Linked DNA regions of Mus musculus: all the other regions are linked to region 2. Evidence: chromatin loops called from intact Hi-C (ENCODE). Cell type or tissue: left cerebral cortex. All regions are shown on one strand. Region 1 overlaps Lncenc1 (long non-coding RNA, embryonic stem cells expressed 1). Region 2 holds the start of Gm5086 (predicted gene 5086). Region 3 has its middle 11 kb from the start of Gm34087.

Region 1 (8,000 bases), 120 kb after region 2:
GCACTCTGGGCGGAGCCTTTGAATGAGAGTCACTGCTAGCATCCGGGACTGAAGGCACAGGAAAGAGGTATCGTTATCCTGGGGTCCATTTTGTAGTGAAACCCTGAAGGAGGAGCGGCCTGCTGGAGCTGTCTTCAAGAGGAAACTAATTTTTAGAAGCACAACACAGAACAGAGAAGCAATCCCCCACCTCCCCCTCATCTTACTCTCTAGGCTCTGCTACACCTCCCACTCTGAAACAGAGGCAGGGGCATGGAAGACAAAGTCCTCCAGTGCCAAGTGCCCAGCGCACACAGCAGGGAAAGTGGAAAGGGCAGGAATCGCCAAGTCACTGACTGGATGACACCTATGAAGGGCCGGGGCTCTCCATATGGAGGCAGCCACCAATTGTCTGTCTCTCCCTGGCAGCGTGAGTCCTCACCCTACACTGTAATGTTGACTCTCCCTAATCGAAACACAAAATTACTCAAGCTCTGTAATTGCCCCACTAAAACACCATTTTAAAAAAACGCCTTTACGTATCTGCACACCACCTCAAGAAAAACCACACCTCAAAATTGTCCGTTCTTACCTCCTCAAAGCTAATTAAATTAAAGCATGCCTGCTGCATGCTGTCAGAACAACCGGCCTATGGGAAGGAAGGCTTGCCACCTTAGCTGGCCACCAGATGACTACAGACAACTGCCTGTCTCCCTCTTCTACCACAGGGAGATTTTTTTTTTCCAAAAACACTTCACTTTGTTTCCTGATGGTTATGGTGGATCGGGAGGCATCGTCGTCGTCAAATACAGGAACCACCAATCTTAAAGAAGTAAAAGGAGGAGGCGAAACACGGACAAATAATGAAGCGTCTGCCTCTTAGTCATCCAGTCCTTAGGTAAATAGCTTCTTGTAGCCTCAATATGTAAAATGGAGTGTTATGATGATTAAATGGGAGGTCATTACACTGAGGCAGCTGTGGCGTCCTCGGACGCTCCATCCACAAACTAGAATGTCAACTCAGCAGGAAGAATCACAGCTGGCAACTGAGACTTGTTTTACCTGGCAGAACATGCCAACCTAACCTCTAACCTGCGACTTGAAGGCTACTACCCCACTCTAGTCAGTCACCTCTCTACTGGGATTCAATACTTACCATATGACCCCCTCCCCTGCCCCCACTCCCACCCTTGGCTGGAACTCCAAACACCTGCAGTTCGGAGCTGTCCAACTCATGAATCATGGATATCTGCTCAAATGGTCACTCCAAGGCTTCAATATGCATATACCTTATCTCTCCACAGGGGATACCCTGTGTATTGCTTTTAACAATAGTAGCTGTCTCCAGAGTTTGAAGCAAAGAAAACAGCACTGTGTCACAGGATTCAAAACATGCCACATAAAAATACCTAGCTGGTCTCTTAGCTATAATAATATCATCATTACTACAGTTATTACTGCTGATATTTAACATTTCAAATGCTACAATAAATTTTTTCCAGTTGTTGATCAATCTGTGCTCCAGATTGTTAAGTTGACCTCTCAGATCATCCTGCCAACCTGAGTCTAGTCATGGAGATAGAAAGAAGTCAGCAAGTCAGGCAGTGGTGGTACACACCTTAATCCCAGTACTTGGGAGGCAGAGGCAGGTAGATTTCTAAGTTTGAGGCCAGCCTGGTCTAGAGTGAGTTCCAGGATAGCCTGGGCTATACAGAGACCTCCCTACAAAAGAGAGACAGAGAGAGACAGAGAGAGAGACAGAGAGAGAGAAAGAGAGAGGAAGAGAGAAAGGAAGAGAAAGGAAGAGAGAGAGAGAGAGAGAGAGAGAGAGAGAGAGAGGAAGAGAGAGAGAGAAGCCAGCAAACAGCCTTTGCTTTCTCACAGCCCCAGGAAGGTTCACCCTGCAGCCTCCCATGCTGTCTATCAGCTAGCTCCTCAGTAGCACAGCATCTCCCAAGCAGAATTATAGCCCCTGCTTCAAAAAGGACATAGCATGCTTGGTTGTTCCCACTTTGGGCTCTCCAGTACCCCTGGTATCTGGAAAGGCCTGGCTTTTGTGTGCAGTGGTTGAAGAGAACCGCAGAAGGGAAAATTCTAAGGAAGGGCTATGCCCACGTCTTCTCTATATTTTCTATTCTATCCGCCAGCTCCCTTCGGTTTCGATTTTATATCATAGCTACCTATAATTCTATTCTGAAGACATGAAAGAAAAAAAAGCAGAGATTAATTTGGTGCTCATACATATGTATGCATGTGTAGTGTGTGTATGGTGAGGTATGTGATATGTGTAGTATGTGTATGTAGGGTGTGATGTGTGTGATATGTGTAGTGTGTGTATGTGGAGGGGTGATGTATGTGGGGGTGTGTAGGATGTGGGTTGTATGTGTATAGGGTATGGTGTGTGTGTAGTGTGTGGTATATGTGTGTGTGCATAGGATGTGGTATGTGTTTAGGATGTATGGTGTGTGTGCATGTGTGTATGATGTGGTGTGTGTGGTTGTATGGTGTGTGTATGGTGTAGGATGTGGTGTGTGTATAGGGTGTGTATACGGTGTGGTATGTGTGGTATGTATGCTGTGTGTGTGTAAAGTGTGGTGTATGTGTGTGTGCATAAAAAGTGGTGTGTGTGCAGGTTGTGTGGTGTGAGTATGTGTGTAGGATGTGGTGTGCGTGCGTCTGTGTGTAGGGTGTGGTGTGAGTATGAGGTGTGTATGATGTGTGTATGTATATGCATGTGTATGGTGTGTGTATAGGGTGTGGTGTGTGTGGGTACATGTGCACATGCACATAAGTGTATCAGCAGGCATGTGTAGTTCTGGATGATATAAAGGGTAAGAAGCATGAGCCGCAAAAAAAACAGGTAGAAAATAAAAGAAAGAAAGCAAAAAGAAAGAAAGGAAGGAAGAAGAGAGCGGGAGTGAAGCAGGGAAGAAGAAGGAGCTAACTTTCAATGTGATATTTTAAATAGTACTGAATGACCGGTCAGGACAAAGGCGGGAGTCTCCCAGGTTTGTGATCTCCTATGGTCTGTCTTTTATGCTCCCCTGGAGGTGGCACATTTGCTTCCACTAGGCCTGCGCCCCAAACTGTAGACAGGCATTTACCCTGGGCCGGCCTATGAAGACTGATGGGCGCGAGGTGGGTCACCGAATGTCAAAATGACTCACTAAAAAAATCACCCTGTTAGCCTGCCAAGCACCCCGGGCCTCTGGCCATCAAATCTGCGTCCTTCCACTGGAACTCTTGTTCCCAGATTCAGCGGTGAGCAGGTGGTATTTGTTTTTCAAAACTTGATCACAACTATCAGCCGCAAAAATTACCTGAACCAAGAGGAATCCCCCTGCTCGCTTTGTCTTTATCAAAGCTCCCTTTCAGAGAGCCTGAGGACCCGGAGGTCACATATTTCCTGTATGAAGTCAGGGAACCCAGGACAAGTAGTATCATTCAGTGTGTGCGCAAGCATTGCAAAATGCAGGTTCCTCTGCCCAGTTCCAAGGGTTGCCACAGTCACCAAGTTTATTTTGGTGACCTTTGAAAGCATGTATTTGTCTCAATAGATATGTTTTCTTTCCTAGATTGGTGTACAAAAGTCACAGGGAAAAAAATTACTTAGGAGGAAAATGTATTCTCATTGGTGTTTGAATAAGTGTTATTCACATCACAGCATAGATGATACACAAACAGCAGCGATGTTGGTTGGTAAATCTCCAACTATTTGTACATCGTTTGAACCTTCTACTTGCAGCCTTGGCCAAAAAAGAAAAATAAATAATGAAGAAACAGCAAAATTATAATGCCCATATTCCTCGTTGTTCCCATTTTCTATTGTGGTAAAAGGACGGCCAAGGTAAGCTCTACCAGTGTCACCACACCAAGTGTCACCACACCAAGTGTCACCACACCAAGTGTCACCACACCAAGTGCACTGGTCAGTTTCATTGAGACTGGATGACGCCGGGTAGTGGTGGTGCACGCCTTGAATTCCAGCACTTGGGAGGCAGAGGCAGGTAGATTTCTGAGTTCGAGGTCAGCCTGGTCTACAGAGTGTGTGAGTTCCAGGACAGCCAGGGCTATACAGAGAAACCCTGTCTCGAAAAAACAAAACAAAAACAAAACAAAACAAAACAAAACAAAACAAAACAAAAACAAAAAGACTTGATGATGAGTACCTAGTGATTAAACCGATGCATGTTAGTGTGCATCCACCTCCTTGAACAGCTGACCCCTTAGACTGTAACTCCATGGCCCCTCTCCCCAGGCCTCTGGTGACCACAGTTCTGTGAGTTTTCAGTTCTCCCACAGAGGCGGAACAGCACAGTACTTATCTTTCTGTATCTGGCTTACTTCACTCTGCAAAATGTATTCAAGGGTGACTCATGTTGTAGCCTGCATCAGATATCAGAATATCACCCTTTTCTAAGGTTAATGTCCCATTGTATGCAAATGCCACATTTGTTTATGCATTCAAACATTATCTACTCTGCTGGTGGACACTTGGGTTGTTCTTACCTTAGTCACTAATGCCCCTGTGTATGTGGTGTAGGAAAATCTGCCAAGTCCCTGGTTTCAGGTGTGTGGGCCATATATGCCTTTCACATTATTTTAATTATCTTTATGGAAATTCCTTCATCTGTCAGGGAAAACCAGTCTTTCAGCCCAACATGTGTTTTAGAGAGAGCTGTCGCTAACCTGGTAGAGGAGGTGAGCATCTCACACAGGAAGCTAGCACAATGCGGGGATCTGTGCAGCGACAAAGGCAGAGCCGGCGCACATCCTCCTCCTCTTCCTAGCTTCCTGTGCTAGATGCCCACTTCCTCCTCTATTCGGTTAACGACAATGTGGGGGATCTGTGCAGTGACAGAGGCAGAGCCGGCGGGCGGCACAGCCTCCTCCTCTTCCTCTAGGGCTTCATTTTAGAAATGCCCAGGGACCTCTTTGAAAAGGAAGTTGTCTTCACCATGAGAATGTGTGCTGTGAACTCCTGAACTGCTTGTCACCAGCAGCAGACAAAGACCCGGCAAGCTGGGTTAGAGGGAAACAGAAGCAGGGGGTGGAAGCTGGGTGGGGGAGGGGCATGTTATGCCCCAATGCTGGGGAAAGGAAAGTTCCATATATAGAGAAGGGGGGAGAAGAGAAACAAAGAAATCAGTTCTCAGGTAGAGGGAGGTAGTATTGTGACAGGTGACAAAGAGACTTTCTTCAGCACCCTGAGGCAGAGGACCCCCCACCCCAAGAACTGCTGACATAGAAAAGCCGTAATTCTAAGTTCACACTACACTCTCTAGATTCCACAGGAACTCTAGCAAGAACGAAAAAAGAAAAAAAAAAGAAGCAGTTCTCTCAAGAACCCAGCTTCTGTTGGTATGGAATCCAGCAGAGACAACAAATCTCACAGGAACTCAGCCCACAGCTCCCAGGGCAGACTGCATCCAAAAAGAAGAGTCATTCCAGAGGCACACACAGTGTGAAGGCTGGGGCAAGGCTGGGCCTTTCTTCTAAGGTTGTTATCTTCAAATTGAAGAGTGACACCCCCCCCCCCATCTAACCAAACCAGAGAGGACAGTCACAATGAATCCACTTGAAACCTGTCTCCCAGGCACTTTTCTTGAGTCGCTTACTCAGCAAATGTGCAAGGCCCCCACACGGAGCACGGCGCCCACGCAGAGACACGGAGCTAGAATAAGGCTGTTCTTCCCCTGGGGGCTCTCCGCTAATAGAGATGGGCGTGTAAAAGCAAGAGTGGGACAGGGTGGAGCTTTCAAGACCCTGGGTTCCATCTTCAGGACCTCCTAGCACTACCACACAGACAGACAGACACACACACACATAGAGCACACATAGAGAGGTACGGCTTACAAAAGAAGAACATGTGAAGTGAATTATCACATAGGACACTTAAGAGCAGGTCTAGAATGCAGAAACAATATAAACTCCAAGCGATCCAACCACTCACTAGGTTTATTATTAGTTTCCTCTTGCTGATGTAACAAGGAACTCAGACCGTAATAGCTTGAAACAATGTAACTTTAACAAAGTGGAAGTCAGATGGCCAGAGTGGGTACTAAGGGCTAAAGTTGGGTGTCAGTACAGCACTGCATTTCTTCTAGAGGCTTCTGCAGAGACTCTCCAGTTCCTGCCCTCTCCGGTTGCTGGATGCCTGGCTCCTTTGGTTTCTTTTGCTCCCAGCTTGCTTCCAGGATTGGCATCACGCTGATTTCTGCTTCTGTATGCACATGCCCTGACCCAGCTTTCTGCCTCCCTCCTGACCTAACACTCCTACCTTCCTCTTCTGAGAGTGCATTGGCCCATCCAGAAAACAAACTCTGTCTTCAAGATTCTTGTACTAGTCACAGCTATGCAGTCTCTGTGCGCTGTAACGTGACAGGGCCTGGAGATCTTTGGGGTGGTAGTGAGAGACAGAGGTGTCAGGGACAGTACTCTATCGTGTCAACTCCTTGCAAGACTAAACATTCTCTAAGTGAATAACTCATGCTGTTCTTCTGAAAACACTGTTGCTTTTTCCTTCAGTGTGTGTGTGTGTGTGTGTGTGTGTGTGTGTGTGTGTGTAAAGAAAAAAAATGGAATAAATTGCACTCCATTCAAACCCTTGCCAAAAATCATCTAGTTTACATGGTAAAACTATCATGAATAAAGTCAAATGTGTCAGCCATCTTCTGCAAAACCTATTCTCTTTGCAATGTCTGCATCCTCCCCCCCCCCTCGGACTTCCTGTGTATAGATTTTTCTCATATTCTGGCCCCTCTTGCCTCTCAGTAGATACTAGTGGGTCCCTTGGCTGACACAGATTTTCACGAACTTATGAAATTCACATTAGCCAACTTCACTATGCAAGCTACATACAGGAAAGAACTGAGAATTACTGTTGGAAAGTGCTTATTTGGATCTAAAAGGAGATGTGATGAGGGAGATAGCTCAGTGGGTAGGAGTGGCAGCGTCACAAGTGTGAGGGACCTGGGTAGGATGCCCGCACCCTAACAAAAAGCTGAGCTTGACCCCACACCACGGTAACCTCAGTGCTGAGGGGTGTGGAGACAGAGGGATGAAAGAGACTTGCAGGATGCAAGTCTGTCTCAAGGTTCCATGAGAGACCTCAAGGGAGATCAACAGGACTGAGCATCCATCCAACATCTTCCTCAGGCCTCTGCGCGTACACACATAAGCACACTCAGAAGTCAATATCTAACACATATATACCACACTCACATGCATATCTACACAAAATTTAAACCTAAAACATTCATATGTCAAAAGTCTAGGTTCTTCTCTGGGGTTCACCACCCTAGTTGGAACCTAGAAGGTCCTTTACCCCAAGGTACAGTGGCCTCCGGAGTTCAGATCAGAGTTCTTTGTGTCAGAAGATGTTACGTGGCATCTCCTATATGACTCTTCTCTTTGAAGTTTAAAAAGAGGCCAGAGACTCCCTTTTAAATACACATGAATGAATGCAAAACCAACTTCTGATTTTGTTTCCTGGAAAACTCCCACAAAGAATCCTTCCTGTTGGGTGATGTTTGACTCTGGAACATAAACAAGTTTCGACTAGAGGACAGACAGTATGTAATCAATACTCCTTGGCTCCTGTCCAGGCCTGTCACGCCTGGCACTTACATCGCTGCAGATACCGGGGAGGGAAGATCGCACCACATTTAAAAGCAGATCAACAGATGTAGGGCTGGGGTGTCAGTGAGAGTCGGTTACAGGGCTGCTGAAAGTCTTTGTGAATCTCAAATAATGACAATATGGCAATCCTCGGGTGTGCTGGCAGATGGCCTCAGCCCCCACCCTGCCAGGAAAGCCAAGGCCAACCTTTCTCCCTCCCTCGGAACCTCATTTTCCAGTCTTGGTCAAGCCTCTGCTGCTCTTTGCCGCCCTCGGCTACCCACTCTGTGGTTCAGAAACTCCCTATGAGCCATACTGGAGGTTTCCCCTGAGCCTGCTGACCCACTGCTGCCTCCTGCCTCAACACTATTCTGCAACTGAGCTTTCCAGCTCCGTCCCTC
Region 2 (8,000 bases):
GCAAAACCAGACCTATCCCCTCGTGGACTTGACATTCTAGTGGGGGAAGATCGTCAATAAATCCAATCATCAAATGTCAAACAGTTGTTTTATATAATGGTAGTTATGCATGCTGCTAAAGAAAAGAAGGCTTGGCGAGATGCTAGAGTAACATGTCAGAGAAGGCCACAATGAATTGTTGAAAGCAATACACCCTTGAGGACCAGAGTTTGGGATAGTTGGCATCTGAGGCAGCATGATGAAAATCAAGCCAGAGGTGGACAGAAACTTGACCATCCATAGACCCATTGGCCACTGACTTAGAGAGGGATCGATTACAGTTCTGGGTACCCATTTCCTCCTGAGTTGAAACTTGCCCCTCTAGAAGGAAGAAGGAGGCTCATAGAATTTGGGTAAAGTGAAACTTAAAAGGCTGTGGAAGCATCTGGAATGCACACAATTCCTGAGGAACCCCCCCACCACACACACACACACACAGGTTATGGAAGTGGTACACCTGTCTAGGGCAAAGACTTTCTTCAGACCAGTCAAGGGGAGAGCAAGCTGTGCATGGAGCTCCAAGGATGTACCTTGCCTGAGTCGCCACCCATGCTGGGTTGGGCTTTGGGGTGATACAGTGGCCTTTGAGTCACTCATGTGCGTCTAAATCAGCACCCATGCTTTGTAAGCAACCCCAATAAACTCTCTGGTTCAGCCTGTCAGACTTGAATGGACTCACCTCTCTTGTCTGTCATCCGGGCCCTATCTGACGTGAATAGGCATTTGTTCCCATCTTCCCAGGAAGTCCCGATGAGAAAGATTCCATAAGACCCTGAATGTGCTGTAGTTGGGACTGTGGAAAATCCTGGAAATGAAAAAGGAAAGAAAATTATACAAAGATGTCATCACCAGCCAAGCATGGGCTAGAGGCACAAGTAGCATTCACAACCTAAATTATCTTGAAGACTTAGGACTGTGTCAGTTGGAAGAACAAGGTGGACTGCCTCTATGTCCCTGTATTCAACTGAACTTTATTCTCTTTTCGTTTTGTTTTGTTTTGTTTTGTTTGTTTTGTTTTGTTTGTTGTTTTTGTTTATCAAGACAAGTATTCTCTCTATAGTCCTGGCTATCTTAGAATGAGGGCTGGCCTTGAACTCAGAGATCCACCTGCCTCTACCTCCCAGTGCTGGGATTAAGAGCATGTGCCACCACACCCAGCTAACAAAGCAAATTCTGAACTTTATTCTCTACACAGAAGAAGTCTTCACCCTGTCTGTAGCCCTCGTTACACTCTCTGATGCTGGTAACAGTACAAAGTAATTAACGTGGCAACGAGAATTACAAGCAAATTGTAAAACCCTTCGCTGAATTACATAGATTCTTAAACTAAGCTCTCATTTGCGTCTCACAGACTCTCTGCGTCTCAGTCCAGATGTATCTTGTGCACTAGCATTGTGTGTTTGTTAGAGTAGTGGGGTTTTCCCCCTCCTCACTCTCTGATGCAGTAGTGAAGGGGTGTCAATCCATTTTTTACAGTAAAATCTCATTTTTAAATGCCTACCTGCTAAGAATAAAAGAGATTAGAATTACTCTCTCAGTCTACAATGACTGTCCTTTAAGTGCTTAGGAGGGACCCCGATTTTGAATTATCAGTCATCTAATTCCTGGTTTTTTAAAAAAAAGGTAAGAAACTCATATAAAGTATAATAAAATATGTACTTATATCAATGTCTAGGATCACAGTCTGAAGTGCCTTGCTGGGAGAAGAAATTCCCTCAGAGATTCCATCTAAAAACACCCCAAACCCTTCTGATTTGGGGTTATGTACCATGCATCTTTATATAGCCAGGTTCCTTTCATCGTGTAGTATTCTCTGTACCAGTTAAGCTCCTTAAGTTTGTCTCCTTCCACTCCCACATTTGAGTAAAATGAGCACCTTTCATTGCACTGTTCATCTTATGACTTTGGCTCCTGCCTGTCACATCAAGCTAGGGACTTCCTTGGATAGAAGTGACAAGCCAATCTGTCCTTCAAGTCAAACCACAAAGGCATTTACACACAGACTACATCAAGCTCTCTTTAGAATTCTTTTCCACCAGTGCGACTGTGGATCATGTTCGATATTTGAAGAGTCAATATAGGAAACAGCAGTCATAGAGCTGGCTGTTATTATCCATTGTCATGCATAGCCCTCATCAGGCTCATGGCTTTGATGTTGGTTCCCCAGTTGGCGGTGCTATTCAGGGAGCTTTTAGGAGCTAGGACCTAGGTAGCTGAGTCAGTCACTAAGAATAGGCACTGAGGCTCTGGTACCACAGATGTTTCCAGTTAGGCTCTGGTCCCTGGTCTTTGTGAGATGAACGGCCTCCGCCATGTGCTCCTGGTCATGAGCTGAGTGACTGTGCCACGCTTTTCCTGCCATGATGGAATGAAACTATGCTGACCCCAAATAAAGTTGCTTCTATCAGATACTGTGAGTACAGCAACGCAAACTTAGCTGCTGCCAGTATCATACCATAACACACTCAACAAGTCCCTCTTGGAGCTTTCCTCCTTGAAAACCAGAAGCTTTCAAAGGGAATGGTCGCTCATTCAGCATTTCTTGTATAGACTTCATGGTTGTTTCGCTATTGGTTTGGTTTGGTTTGATTTGGTTTTCTCTTCTTTCCTTTCTGCTTTGGCTGGCAGGGAAGTCAGCTTTGCATTAAAGCAGTGGAGTCCCTCAGTCTATTTCTGATATGATCATCTCTCTGTTATAGTACCAGCCCTCATCCTGTATAAATCCTCTCTGGGGTCTCAATTTGCATTTAAATGTCTATCGGATATATTGAGTCGATTTTGAAAGTGCTCACTAAGTAGTAAATATAAATAAGTCTTTGGGCTCTTGGGCAAAAGGAAGACCAGGGACATATTTACTTACTCATCTGGCAACCCTGGGTAGAACTCCATGTAGGCCCTGGGCTTTCTTTTTACTGCACGCAGACTAAACAACCTCCAAGTATCTTCTCCATCCAGTGTTCCCATAGTCTCTCATTTGAGGACAATGGGGTTTAACTTTTAAATCATGCACCTGTGGAACAGCCTAAAAAGCTCTTACTTTGGAGCACGTGCAGCCAGGCGCTCACGCTCTCCACTCTGCCTCAGAGAAACCGTGCTGAATTTTTATTAGCTCCATTAAAAAAAAAAAGTTGAAATCTATGGTATTGCACTCGTCATCTTAAAATAAGATGCCAGAGAAGTTTTGTGTCTGAAGAGTCTTGAAACAGGTTTGACCTTGGCCTCTGTAAACTCAAGTACTGTCTGCAAGCTCGCCTGCATAAAGCCATGGTCCTGGCTACAATACTAGACCCAAGAAAACCCTTTGACAGTTTCCCCAGCACTGATTGATTTTCAATACATGAGAACCAACCCACATATACCTTAAAGGAGGAAATCAGCCTTAAGCTACTGCCTGGCCCTGGGAGATATCACAGCCTCGGGATCCCTGTTCCCCTCTGGCTTTTTTTCTGGTGTGCACAACCTTGCATCATCTGTGAAACCTGTTTTCTTACTTCTGTTTTCTTACTTCAACATCTACTTCATACAAGATTCAAACTCTTAAACCGAGCTCTCCTTTGACTGAACTGAATTCCCTTGGAGGAATTACCCCAGTGTCCAAACAGAGCATCACTTAGTCATTGGGCAATGCTCTCAGGAGACAGGACAAGGTCCAGAGAACAGCTGCATATCTGTGACCTACTCCCACACAGGGCAGTACACTCATACCTGGGCTTTCTCCAGACAATAACTGTGACTTCCAAAAGCCCAGCATCCTCAGCTATATCATGTGGATGATGTAGAGGCAATGTTATTAAATTACCTTCTAATTAATTGGTTCTCAGTGTTACCAAGACAGATTGCTAGTGGCTGAGTACCTTGATTCTGTGATTTAGTTATTACCCAGTCTAACTCTAAAGAATTAAAAGCATCTGCAAAGTCAATATGGGAAGGCATGTGACCAGCACTTAGCCATTGTTAGTCCAGGTTCTACACATGCCTGTGCTTCTGTCATAGGTTAAAGGTGAGAATGCATGACGACAAACTAGAAAATCTTTACAACAGCCATCTCCCAAGAGTTGACAGTGCTCTTTATATAGAAGCCCTTCCCTAAATACTGTCTGGTTGGAAATGGTGTGTATATTCAGGTATATAGAGAGCTCACACGAAGCCCAACATCCTACTATATCCACTTGAATCCATTCTCAGGCCTCGGTTTGCCCCAAGTCTTCCCAGCCCAAGCTGTGGCTTCTGTATTGCTAGGCACTCGCATTCTCCACTCTGCCTCAGAGAAACCATGCTGAAAAAAAAACTGTGTTGAAGTCTATGGTGTTGCATTCGACATCTCAAAATAAGATGCCAGAGAGTTTTCGTGTCAGAAGATTCTCGGAGCCGGTTTGACCAGAGCCTCTGTTAAACTCAGGTATCATCTGCAATCTATGGGTTGATACAGCAGGTGCTTCAGTCTCTCCTCAGACTTACCCAACTCATCAGAAGATCTCATTTGCTGTGAGGCAACTCTTGGTTCAGATGAGCTCACCCCATGCCTCATCCATCATCACCTTTCCTTAGTGAGTTCTCTCACATCTCCGAGTCCCTTCAGAAACACACCTCGACCTGAGCTCCTGTCCCCTCACCTCTGCAGAAGTTTCATTGGACTGTCTCTTCTCTCTAACCTTCAGAACTTATGTTTTCTCTTCCTTACCAACTAATACTGCGGATGCTTTCTGTCCCGTTCTGAAAATAAATTTCCCTTGGTTCAGCTTCCCCTTGCAACCACAGCCGGCTCTCTGTCCTTCTCATGACGAAGCTTGCCACCTCCTCCTCTGTTTCGCTTCCCTTTCTCCCTTCCACACATTGCCATCTGTCACCAGCCTCCAGCTCTGCAGAACACCAACTCTCATAAAGGTTACCCGCAGCTCTCTGCTACCCGGCCCACGGGTGTATTTTTAATTCTTAGCCTTCTGCTGTACTTGGCCTTGATCCCTATGCCCCACAGTCACCTTCCACTGTAGTCCTCTGGTCTCCTGGCTTTTCTTTCTGACCTCCCTCTTCCTCTCACACGTGCTCCAACTCCTCCACAAACGCTCATCCTACCTCTGCTTTCATTCTTTTCCTTCTGCTCGCTTTCCTTGGTCTCAGTGCGTCTCACAGTTTAAGCATCTTCTTTGACGTTTGACGTACAATTTTATAGTCTGCTTCTCCTACTCTGAACTATTTATTAAACCTTTAAAAAGTCACTTTACAAACTTCTGCTCCCTTACCTACTCAGGGTAAATGATATTGAGGGCATCAGTAAAGATCCCCCTTTCATAGCCATTGATCCAAGCCTGCACAGGACTTAGCCCTGAACTGATAAATAGTAAGATCAACACACGACAGCTATTGTTACCTTCTTATTGCCTTTCACTGTGACCTGAGACTGATCTTCTCTCCTGACTTCATCTCATGTGCTTGCTCCATGATCTTGAGCTTCCCATTTCCAGTCCCCGATGCTCCAGTCCATGCCTCAAGCCACTTTCTAGACACCTCCATGTGTCCACAGGACCTCAAGCTCCTCACTTACCATAGGCTGAGCTGGGTCACTCATATGTCAAAGCCTCTTTAAAAGGGAACTGTCTTTGGAGACAGGGCCCTAATTAATCCGATGGATGGCCTGAAGAGGAAATGAGGCAAGGGGCAATATCAGTGGTGTATTCACACCGTGAGAAGACCATAAGGAAGAAAGGCAAGTAGGTTGCCATTTTCAAGCCAGAAGGAAAGGCTTGACTAGCTCCACTCAGGACCTTGATCTTGAACTTAGAGTCTTCAGAACAGTGATCTTGAGCTGTGTAGAAAGTGGCTATTCTGTCAGGATAGTCCTAACAAACAACTACTGTCTTAGGGTTTTACTGCTCTAAACAGACACCATGACCAAGACAACTCTTATAAAGGACAACATTTAAATTGGGACTGGCTTACAGGTTCAGAGGTTCAGTCTATTATCATCAAGGTGGGAGTATGGGGGTATCCCGGCAGGCATGGAGCTGGAGGAGTTCCTCTTCTTGCTCCAAAGGCAGCTAGGAAAAGACTGACTCTCACATGGTTGGGAGGAAGGTCTCATTACCCACCTCCATAGTGACACACTTCCTCCAACAAAGCCACAAGGCTACATCTCCTAATAGCACCACACCCTGGGCCAAGCACATTCAAACCACCACAACTGCATACTCCAAGATGGCATCTCGGCATCTTCTTTTAAACGTGAGCCCTTTGCTTTGCATTCCCCTTCATTGCTCCTCAAAACCCACGTTATCCAAGAGCCTGCTGGTTTTGATTTTGGAATAGCTCATAGCCTGTGTGTCACCTTTGTTAACTCAGAGCTATCTGGTCTTTCATCTGGTCTGTTACAATATCCTCATACTTGATGTATGTCTCTCTCTGCTGCATTTCTCCACTTGAGTTCACCCTACACAGCAGCTGCATTAATCACTCTGAGGCACGGCCCTATTTGCAGGTGCCTTCAGCTGATTCTTTATTAGCTTCCCACTGCCAGTCTCTTAGTCAGACACTGAAACTACCCGCAGTCTGACTTCAGCTTATCTATCTGCCTAGGATCTGCTAGTAAACTTCCTTGGGCTTTTATTTAGTTGAATAAAACAACTTACTGCTCCTGGGAAAGGGCTCCCCCTCTCTGATGATTCTCTTTTCTTTCTTGCCACTCAACAGCACTAAGCATCTTCTTCCTCTAATTCCAACAACAGAAGGTCTTTGCATTGAGTTGATGCATTGAGTTGATGGCTTCAGGACAGACTGATATGCCATCTGTGTGCCATTCTTATCTCTCCTCAGCTGCAAACACAGAGGCCCAGTGCCCAGCATATTCCGATCCACACACAGGGCTTCCCCAGCCTTGGCTGAATGGGTAGCAAGGGCATGAAGACAAGTGACCTTGATAGTCTTAATCTTTTATCACAAATGAGTTATGAAGCAAAATGGATCACAGGTCTATATTTATTCTGGAATTTAATCTCTAGAAATGAGATAATTATTTTTTAAAAAATAGAAAATGACAGTTAAGAGACAGAATACCAAGGATGTTGTCATTAATACTCAGCCACTGTTGATCTTCCTCCCCCAATAACAATTTCACCTTTATTGATCACTCCTGAAAAGTGACCAGCTTACAGAAGCACCTGTGCCGTCTTAACTGGCCTCCATATCCTCCCAGGTGATTCTCCAGCCCAGACTTGCTTCTCCTCTTCCTTGTGAACATCCATGGCAGGTTAAACCTGTGGAGCCAACTCAGAGATGTGCACTGTAGGATCTGTTCTGATTGCTCGTTTCTGACAACCCCTTCTTAAACCTAGAACATCACAGCACTCTACTTTCTAAAAGCCATTCATCTACTGGGCTGGTATGTCTGGGTTCTCTTTCTGCTGTTCAGTATTCAAGCATTATTGAGGATTAGGATGGACACAATTCTCTGAGCTAATTTTCATTCAAATTGACAAAGAGTGCATCTCCCATGCTGCCATAGCCAGGGACTGAATCCCCAGGTACAACAGATCTTCTTAGAGGTAATCACACCTTGGCTATTTTGCCATGGTCTTCAAATACTACATGCTATAACTTGCTGCATCCATCCTAGGAAAAAGAGATTTTTGCCAAAGCTAGTTATTAATTTACTTATCTATTTTTGCAGAGGCATTGTTCCTCCTCTATTAAAACAAGAAAATGAACTTATCCAAATAAAGCCTTAAAACAAATAGGAGAAACACCCAAGACTCAAAGAAGTGAGATCACATACTTGCTGGTTAGACACAGTCACTAGCCCCGTGAGAATCCCTTTCCTTGTGTGCAAAGTGGCCTAGCAACTGCTTTTCTCACCTTCTATATAATTTAGCTCAATTAATGGATAAGCAGTTTGAACATTAGAAAGTGCTAAATACGTGTGTGTGTGTGTGTGTGTGTGTGTGTGTGTGTGTGTGTGTGTGTAGTCTCCA
Region 3 (8,000 bases), 73 kb before region 2:
CTTGCATTCCCTTTTAAAATCTAGATTCTGCACACAGAGGATGGCATGCGACTTTTGTCCTTTTGGGTGGAGCTTATTTCTCTGAGCATGATGATCTCTATGTCCCCCCATTTTTCCACAGTGAAGTTTGTTCTATGTGGCCGGGTAAGCATGCATTGTGTGTATACCCCACCGACTTTATCCTTTGGTGGGCTTCTAGGCAGTCTATATAGCCACTACTGTGAATACAGCTGCAGCAAATGTGGAGGTACAAATGCCTCTCTGAAATTCAGACATAGATTCTTTCTAGCATGCTCGTGGTTAGGACAGTAGGATCACACGAGGGTCCTATTTTTAGTGTTCTGGGGATCTATCATTCTGTTTCTAAGGGGGGAGGGTTCCCCATGATCCTGTGGTCCAGTGATAACCACCATTCACATTTTCCCTCAACACACACACAACCAAACACGCATGTGTAACACATGCACTCACGGGCCCAGATGTGCAGTCTACTTCCTAGCTTCTTACATGTAACTACATATTATAAAGTTTCCATCTCATTAAGCAGAATTTATTATATAAGGCTTGCAGCATATCCCAGTCTATAGTCGTGTTGAAATTACTTAAACAACCTCTCTTGTGGGAATTAGGCAGTTTGTCATCTCTGCATGTCTTAATGAAGCTGGGAAAGACATTCATGTCCCGTTCTGTGTGCAGTCACTCACTTATTGACATACTTAAAACTGTGCCTTCTGCTTCCAAGAGAACATAAAGATCTTTCCTATATATATTGAGGAAGCTTGTACCAATAACATGCCAGCCAGAGCATGAAAGCATCAATCTCTCATTTCATTGTCATTATTGAATATTGCAATTTGTTAGTTTAAAGCTAATACACCATTAATGTCTAATTTGAATTTAGCTACTATAAAAATACATTTTTAAAATTTATTTATTTATTTTATGTATATGAGTACACTGTAGCTATCTTCAGACACTCCAGAAGAGGGCATCAGATCCCATTACAGACGGTTGTGAGCCACCATGTAGTTGCTGGGAATTGTACTCAGGACCACTGGAAGAGCAGTCAGTGCTCTTAACCACTGAGCCATAAAAATACATTTTTAAATGTCCATCGATTTTTAAAATTTTCAACATTAGTGAAAACTTTGTCACTGTCTCTGGGGCTATTGTTGCATTAGACTTTTTTTTTTTCTTTCTGACTTGCGGAAGTTCCTCAAACATTAAAGACATAAACGTTTTGTCTCTTACAAATTCTTTTTGCAATGTGGCGATTCTTTGTAATTTTGTTTATGGTAATTTTAGACGTAAAGCAGGCTTTTAATTTCTACCCAGGAAAACTATCAATCTTCTCTTTCATCCTTCAAAAGACAGTCTCTGAGATCACAAAGCTATTTGCTTTCACATCTTCTATTTGCATAGTTAACGTATTGTAGGCTTATTTGATGTACCAATGAGATAAGAATCTAATTGAACTCTGATTGCAGTAAGGTGAATGATGTTGGTTCAAAGATAGCAGGTCTTAATCCCTGGAACCTGGATGTATTACCATATGCACAGAAAGATCTTGACAGCTGGGACTAAGTTAAAGATCTTGACATGAGGAGATTATCCTGGGTTAGCTGAGTGCCACAAGAACCTAGTTGTACTGCTCTTGCAAGACTTAGGAAAGTTTGCCACACACAGAGGAGACAGCCATGCAAAGACAGAAGTCAAGACTAGATGGTGCCCCCACAAGCCCAGGGAAACTAGCGACCACCAGAAATGGGGAGGAAAAGAAGAGGACCTCACCTACAGCCTCAACAGGGACCTCTGCCCAGCCTACTCTGACTGAACGGGAAGGATTCACTGACATCTGGTCCCCTGATCTATGGGACAATAAATCTGTTTCATTAATCCACTGAGTTGAGGGGAATTTGTTAGAGCAGACTCAGATATAACAGCCCACCAAGGGGTGTTCTTCAGAGCAAATATAACCAACCCATACTTGCCTTGCTTGTCTGGAATGTCATTTCTACCCTCTATAAGATGCTTATCTATGCATCCATTGGCTTCAGGCTTTTCAGTCTCTGTCAGTCTATTCTTATATTAATAGTATCATGTGAATTGCCATATCGTGTCTCTTCCATTTTGTATCTGGCAGTTGATTATCCCATTACAAATATAAAAATGTATTAAACTAGTTAGCCCTCTGAAAAATAAAAAAAAGTTAGAATAACTTGTTTTAATTTTCTACGAGTTTTTATTCGGGAATAAGTGTATATTAAGTTTGTAAATTAATTTGCAAAGAAACCATCTTATAAAATTATGACCTGATCTCATTTTTAAAGCAGATAACTATTATTAAAGTCTTCACTCTATGTCCAGCAGTAATTTGTAACTTTCTCTTCTGCATACTTTCAACTTTTTACCTAGCTGCTCTGTCAACTCCCTCCTGCTTCTTCTTCTGTCTCCCCTGCCCCTCCCCACTCTTCATTTCCTTCCTCCTTCCTTTGTCTTCTCCTCTCCTCCACCCTATTCTCTCTGCCTCCTTCCCCTTTCCCGTCTTCCTTTCTTCTGTGCTGCTTATATAATGCTTCTGAGTAGAGGGATGACATATGATTCCTTCCATGGCAGCTAATTTAAATTTCTAACTTTGTTTTGTGATTTTCCTAGGCTAATACTGGAACTCATATGTAAGCTCCAACAGATGCTGTGTGGGTGGTGGCAAGAAGGAGTGCTGGTTTATGATGTGTGGGGGTGGGGATGAGGGGCGACGCATGTCATTTTTAATTAACACTTGATAATCAAGTGATCTGTGTTTATATACTAGGAGCACAGCAGGCATGTGACTTGTACCAAAGAGGAAAATGTGTGCCCAAGAGTCACCGTAGATTCGCTCCTGCAGAGAGTCTCTTGACTTCTAATCAATGGTTCCTTTATCTTAAATATGGGGAGAAATAGTCTGTGCTACCCTGGAGTTTTGAGCCTTCACCAACTCTGCCTCAGCTCCATCCTCAGATGCAGACCAAGACCCAGGCCCAGACCTAGCCCCGCCCCAGATCCAGACCCAGACCCAGCCCCTTGCCCCAGACCAGACCCAGACTCAGCCAGAATTCACACATGCCTAAGTCAGGCAAAAGGGAAGCCGAAGAAGGAGATGTGATCCCCTGCTCTAAGGAGCAGTCATCTCTCTAGGCTACCCCACCATGAGTTCACAGGGCAGAGACGGTGGGTGAGGATATGAGAGATGGGGGAGACAAGAGTGTCTTTCTCAGTGGGAGATGGACAGAAAGGAAGAAATCTGCCTCTCCCTCACTCTCGCCATCCTCAATTGATCCTGCAGCCCAGAACAGCTTCCAGCCTTGGGAATACACTAAGCAGATGTTTTAATGGAACCTCACATTGGACACCACACTAATGATCATTAAAGACTAATTAATTCTGGTGGTAATGACTCCACTATCATTTTTATTAAGGTGCAAGGGCAATCTGTAAAAAGAAAATCATCTTCCCAGCTAAGCAGACTTTCTTTAACTCGTCAACACACTGCCAAAGAAAAGGGAACATTCTGCCAGCACTCAAACTGGGGGAAAAAAGTCCTCAGGCAAGTTTATATAAAACCCCAGAAAAGTGATACATAATAAATTAAATATCCCGAAATAAGCAAAGCATGAATATTTAAGCACTGGGCTAGTTTAATTCGGAGCAAGCAATGAGACCCATGCTCTTTACACAGGATGGAAAGTTTAAGCCGGGAGCTGCCCTGGGTCCCTTTTTATTCAAGACACTGGCAAACATCTTGTGTCACTAACTCATTGTCGAGCTGTAGACCAAGGTCAATATTTCCAGGGACTGGCATGGACTCCTGTAGTCTACTAAGATGAGGAACTGGAGCACAGAGCATACATACAGCGTGTGTCATATGTAAATAGCTTATGGGTGCTAAATGATAAGCCAGCAGTATCTTGTTGGGGTCCAGAACACAACCGAGAACAATCACAATAGGCAGAAGTGAGGACAAAGAGAAGTGAGCTCAAAGAGGGCAGCAAAGGAGAAACAGGATCATACCGCCTCTTCCAAACACAGTAAGAGGAAGCGCTGCATACTTAAGGAACTTCTCCCTTCGTGAACTTCAGGTTTGATCCCCATCAAAATTTCTGCTCTCTGATGCTTAAATAAAGTTTATTCTACCTTATGTCATGTTCTACGCGGAGTCTGGTGTGCACAATATTTTTGTGCACAAAAATAACACACACGGGATTGGGAAATGGCTCGGTTACTAAAGGGATTGCCATACAAGCATGAGGATCTAATTTGATCCCCAGCACCCATACAAAAGCTAACTATGATGGTTTGGGCTTGGGATTCTGGTGCTGGGGAAAGCTCACTGGCTAGCCAGACTCAGCAAACCTCAAGTCTTTGTGAGAGATCCTGTTTCAAAAATCAAGACAGCCAATGTCCTGGTGAACAACATCTAAGGTTGACCTCTGGTTTCCAGATTCACAGGCATACATACCTGCACGCGCGCGCGCGCACACACACACACACACACACACACACACACTTCACCTTTAGCTTTTTCCTATTGTTTTGTCATGTGCAGTCTGTGTGTGTGTGTGTATGTATGTGCATGTGGTATGTGTGTGTGTGTGTGTGTGTGTGTGTGTGTGTGTGTGTGTGTGCATGCATGTGTGTGTGTGTGTGTGTGTGCATGCATGTGTGTGTGCATGTGGGGTGTGTGTGTACATGTGGGGGGGTGTGCATGTGGGGTATTTGTGTGTGTATGTGTGTGTTTGTGTGTGTGCGGGGGGGTACTGATGAGCCTCACCCAAGGGAATAACGCACAGAGAGACAGAAAGATGTCAAGAAAGCAAAGATGAATAGCCTCAGCATTGCAAGCCACAGAGGAATGGATGCCCGGAGTCTTCTGGTATGGGAAACAGATTCCACAACTCGACACTTAAAAACCATTTCCTTGCTGCCTGGCAAAGTAGGAGAACATCATATGTGTGATTTCATTCGTCCTCCCACGGTTCTGAGATAGGTGTTAAAACCTCATCCCTTACTGTAGATAGAAAAAAAAATAGACATCGAAGGCAGAGGACTTGCAGAGGCTTCTTCCTCCAAGTTCATGGTCCTCATCACACACCAGATTAGTGGGTGATGGTCGAGTCGGGAAGAGAAGCAGCAGGAGTTAAGCATATGTCAGATCTATGCAGACACAGAGCCGGGGACAGGTCTGGGAGACTCCCTGTCCTCACATGGTCATATTATAGTTTACATGCATCTACCTTAAAACGCGGCTAGCTGATTCCTGAAAATAACTTGACAGCTCAGCTAAAGCAGGAACTGCAGGTTCTCGATGCTATGAGTGAAAACCGCCCGTCCTCTCGCTCCAGCAGAACACAATGAAATGATCTGTGGTTTTGGGTTGGGTTTTTTTTTTCCCCAGACATGGAGTGTTTTCAAAACTCTTGCAAACTCCTCTATGTTCTTGTTCTTTGAAATCTGGCAATGAATAATGAACTAGAAACATCTGGGATGATTCCCCCCCCCCCCCGCCCCAATACTACACAAGAATGGACTTCTATTCTTGTTTCCTATTCAAGGAGACTAGAGCCTAGAGAAACTGACTGTGTCCTGGGCATGCACTCAGGGACCAGGGGACAGCAACAGGGGCAGGATGCTCATGTCTCTTCCATGAGACACAAGTTCCCCTCTTTGGTATCGGCAGATTTCCACACGAGGTATGACCTGTGTGGATAGCCATTTCTCAGCCAGCTTCAAATGCTTTGCACAGAGGATGGTGATACGTAGGGGAAAGTCACCTGGCAGGCTCTGATCCTCCTGGATTCTAAACATGCAAAGGCAGGGGGATGGACGAGAAAGAAGAGAAGCTTGCTCCCATTACTTGCTGATAGAGAAAGCACTGGTTCCGTTAGGGCTTTGAAAAAAAAAAATCCACTCTCAGGTGGAATCTAAGTGCCATTTGATTGAGTCTTAGTGCCATCGCCCTAGACGAATAGATTTTTCCCTCCTAGTGTCCACTTTATCAGCACCCCTTGGTCTGACCTTCAATACTTCACCAAGCTACCCTGCTCTCCAGCATCCCAATCATTACATCATCATCCTTCCACTCAGGGAAGGGCTGTACTGGAGTTGGGAAGAATTGTTTGCTTCTGAGTCTGACCAGCTGGGCTTCTCCGTGCTTCTGTGCTGGGATAGCTCACAGCAGCACACTGTCTCTTCTATGACTGTGTGGTTTTCTGATTAGTACTTATTCATAAATGAAGACCATAGACCAACCTGTAGGTCTCAACCCGACAGGGGTCACACATCAGATACTCTGCACGACAGATACTTGTGTTACAATTCATAGCAGTAGCAAAATTGTGGTTATGAAGTAGCAATGAAAATGATTTTATGGTTGGGGGTCAACCACAACCTGAGGAACTGTATTAAAGGGTCGCAGCACTAGGAAGGCTGAGAACCACTTCTGTAGACTGTTCTTCGATGGTTCAGATGGTAAGTGCATTCATGTGAATTCAGCCACACTGGGTTGTGTTCACGGAAGGTAAAAGGTGGCTAGATTTCCTTGCCCTTCAGAAAGTCATTTATTGAAGAGGGATTTTGCTTTTTATTTTATATTTATATTGTGCATAAATATAATGCCATAGATTGTAACCTAACAATCTACATTATATATTAGTATCTATGATTTATTTTTACGGTATTGGTTAAATTTGTACAAGTAAGAAATATGCTAAATATTTTTCAATGGGAGGTACAGGTAGGCTGACCTAGAAATCAAGCTCCTCCTAATCAACTCTTCCAAATGCTGGGATCCCACGTTTATTCCGTGAGTGGCTCACACTCACACTATTACACAATTTGACCTGCATTTTAAACGACTGTCAGATTTTTGTTCATACATTTTGTAATCGTATAGACACATTCATTTTAAAGACACCTAAGGATGCAGTAATTTAAGAAACTACTATCAAAGACTGATAATTACACCTTTTAGAGGTAATCTCTGATTATATTTAGATATATGCCATTTCATCTTTGTTTCCTGTATATTTGTTCCCTGTATATTATACACATATATTCTGTATATTATATATGTATCCTGTATATTATACACCTCTTTGTTTCCTGTATATTATATACATATTTAGTAAATGTAGACATATTTTTAGATACCAGCACAGAATTAAAGCATATTTGCTGATTTTAAACTGACTTAAGATCGTTTTCACTTAAGACTCTATTACGGGAGCTGGAGAGATGACTCAGCAGTAAAGTGCCTGTTGCTCTTGCAGGGTACCCGAATTCTGCTCCCTACATCCACATGGTGGTTTATAGCAATCCAGAGAATCTTACACCTTCTTCTGACCTCCTCAGGCACCAGACATTCACAGGGTATACATATGTGCATTCAGGCAAAACACTCGCACACATAAAATAAAATAAATATATCCTTAAAATAATATTCTATGAACATCATTCAATTTGCAATGGTATATAAGTGTCAATAACTTTGATTTGAAGACAGCCAAGTACAGCATTCTACTGTCAGCCACCACTGCTCATGACAAATTTGTCTAATAGGAATAATATTCCTGTCTATGTATTTTTTGCCTTTTTTCTGTGTGTGTGTATGTGTGTGTGTGTGTTGAGTCACTGTTACATGTATGCAGGTATCCTTGTAGGCCAGAAAAGGTTACAAGCGGAGTTATCAGCACTTATGAACCTCTTCCTGTGGGTGCTGGGAACCGACCTTGGGTCCTCTGGAATAGCAGCAAGCCCTTGCAACTCCTAAGCCATCTCTCCCACCCCTGCCCCAGGTTTTTTTCTTGCTGGTCTCTGCAGAGGTTGCCAGGCTGCCCTGCTGGAAGAGGCTGCTGCTTCTTCCCTATCTGTAGTAAGAGACCACGCGCCTATGCCCTGAGCATCGTGGGCACTGTGACGCTCTCTTCTTTGCTGCCTGCACTGGGTGTCAAACCCACAGCTTT

Evidence for each region. Hi-C counts contacts between places; a loop is a spot of excess contacts. Peaks named below come from ENCODE experiments on the same cell type or tissue, not always from the same donor. Only the 100,000 strongest peaks of a DNase experiment are listed, where the experiment ranks them.
Region 1: it touches region 2 in a loop (7-fold over the local background); 3 of 42 quality-filtered maps call a loop at or near these places.
Region 3: it touches region 2 in a loop (6-fold over the local background); 4 of 42 quality-filtered maps call a loop at or near these places.

The regions. Positions count from the first base shown.
Region 1 is chr13:97,439,372-97,447,371 of GRCm38, reverse strand. The region is part of intron 1 of Lncenc1 (long non-coding RNA, embryonic stem cells expressed 1); the gene reads right to left. Among named protein-coding and RNA genes, the nearest start is that of Lncenc1, 8.4 kb to the right of the region's middle. In left cerebral cortex, a CTCF peak has its summit at 4,864; DNase peaks (open chromatin) are centred at 5,384, 6,031, 6,247, 7,538 and 2 more places; H3K27ac peaks cover 2,823 bases.
Region 2 is chr13:97,556,704-97,564,703 of GRCm38, reverse strand. Gm5086 (predicted gene 5086) reads right to left here and starts at 4,704. Exons shown (of 3, transcript NR_046157.1): 1 at 4,498-4,704; 2 at 719-844. In left cerebral cortex, a CTCF peak has its summit at 2,171; DNase peaks (open chromatin) are centred at 2,294, 4,338 and 4,878; H3K27ac peaks cover 5,221 bases.
Region 3 is chr13:97,629,306-97,637,305 of GRCm38, reverse strand. No RefSeq gene overlaps it. Among named protein-coding and RNA genes, the nearest start is that of Gm34087, 11 kb to the right of the region's middle. In left cerebral cortex, a CTCF peak has its summit at 966 (motif pointing right); DNase peaks (open chromatin) are centred at 3,586, 4,258, 5,037, 5,274 and 1 more place; H3K27ac peaks cover 7,009 bases.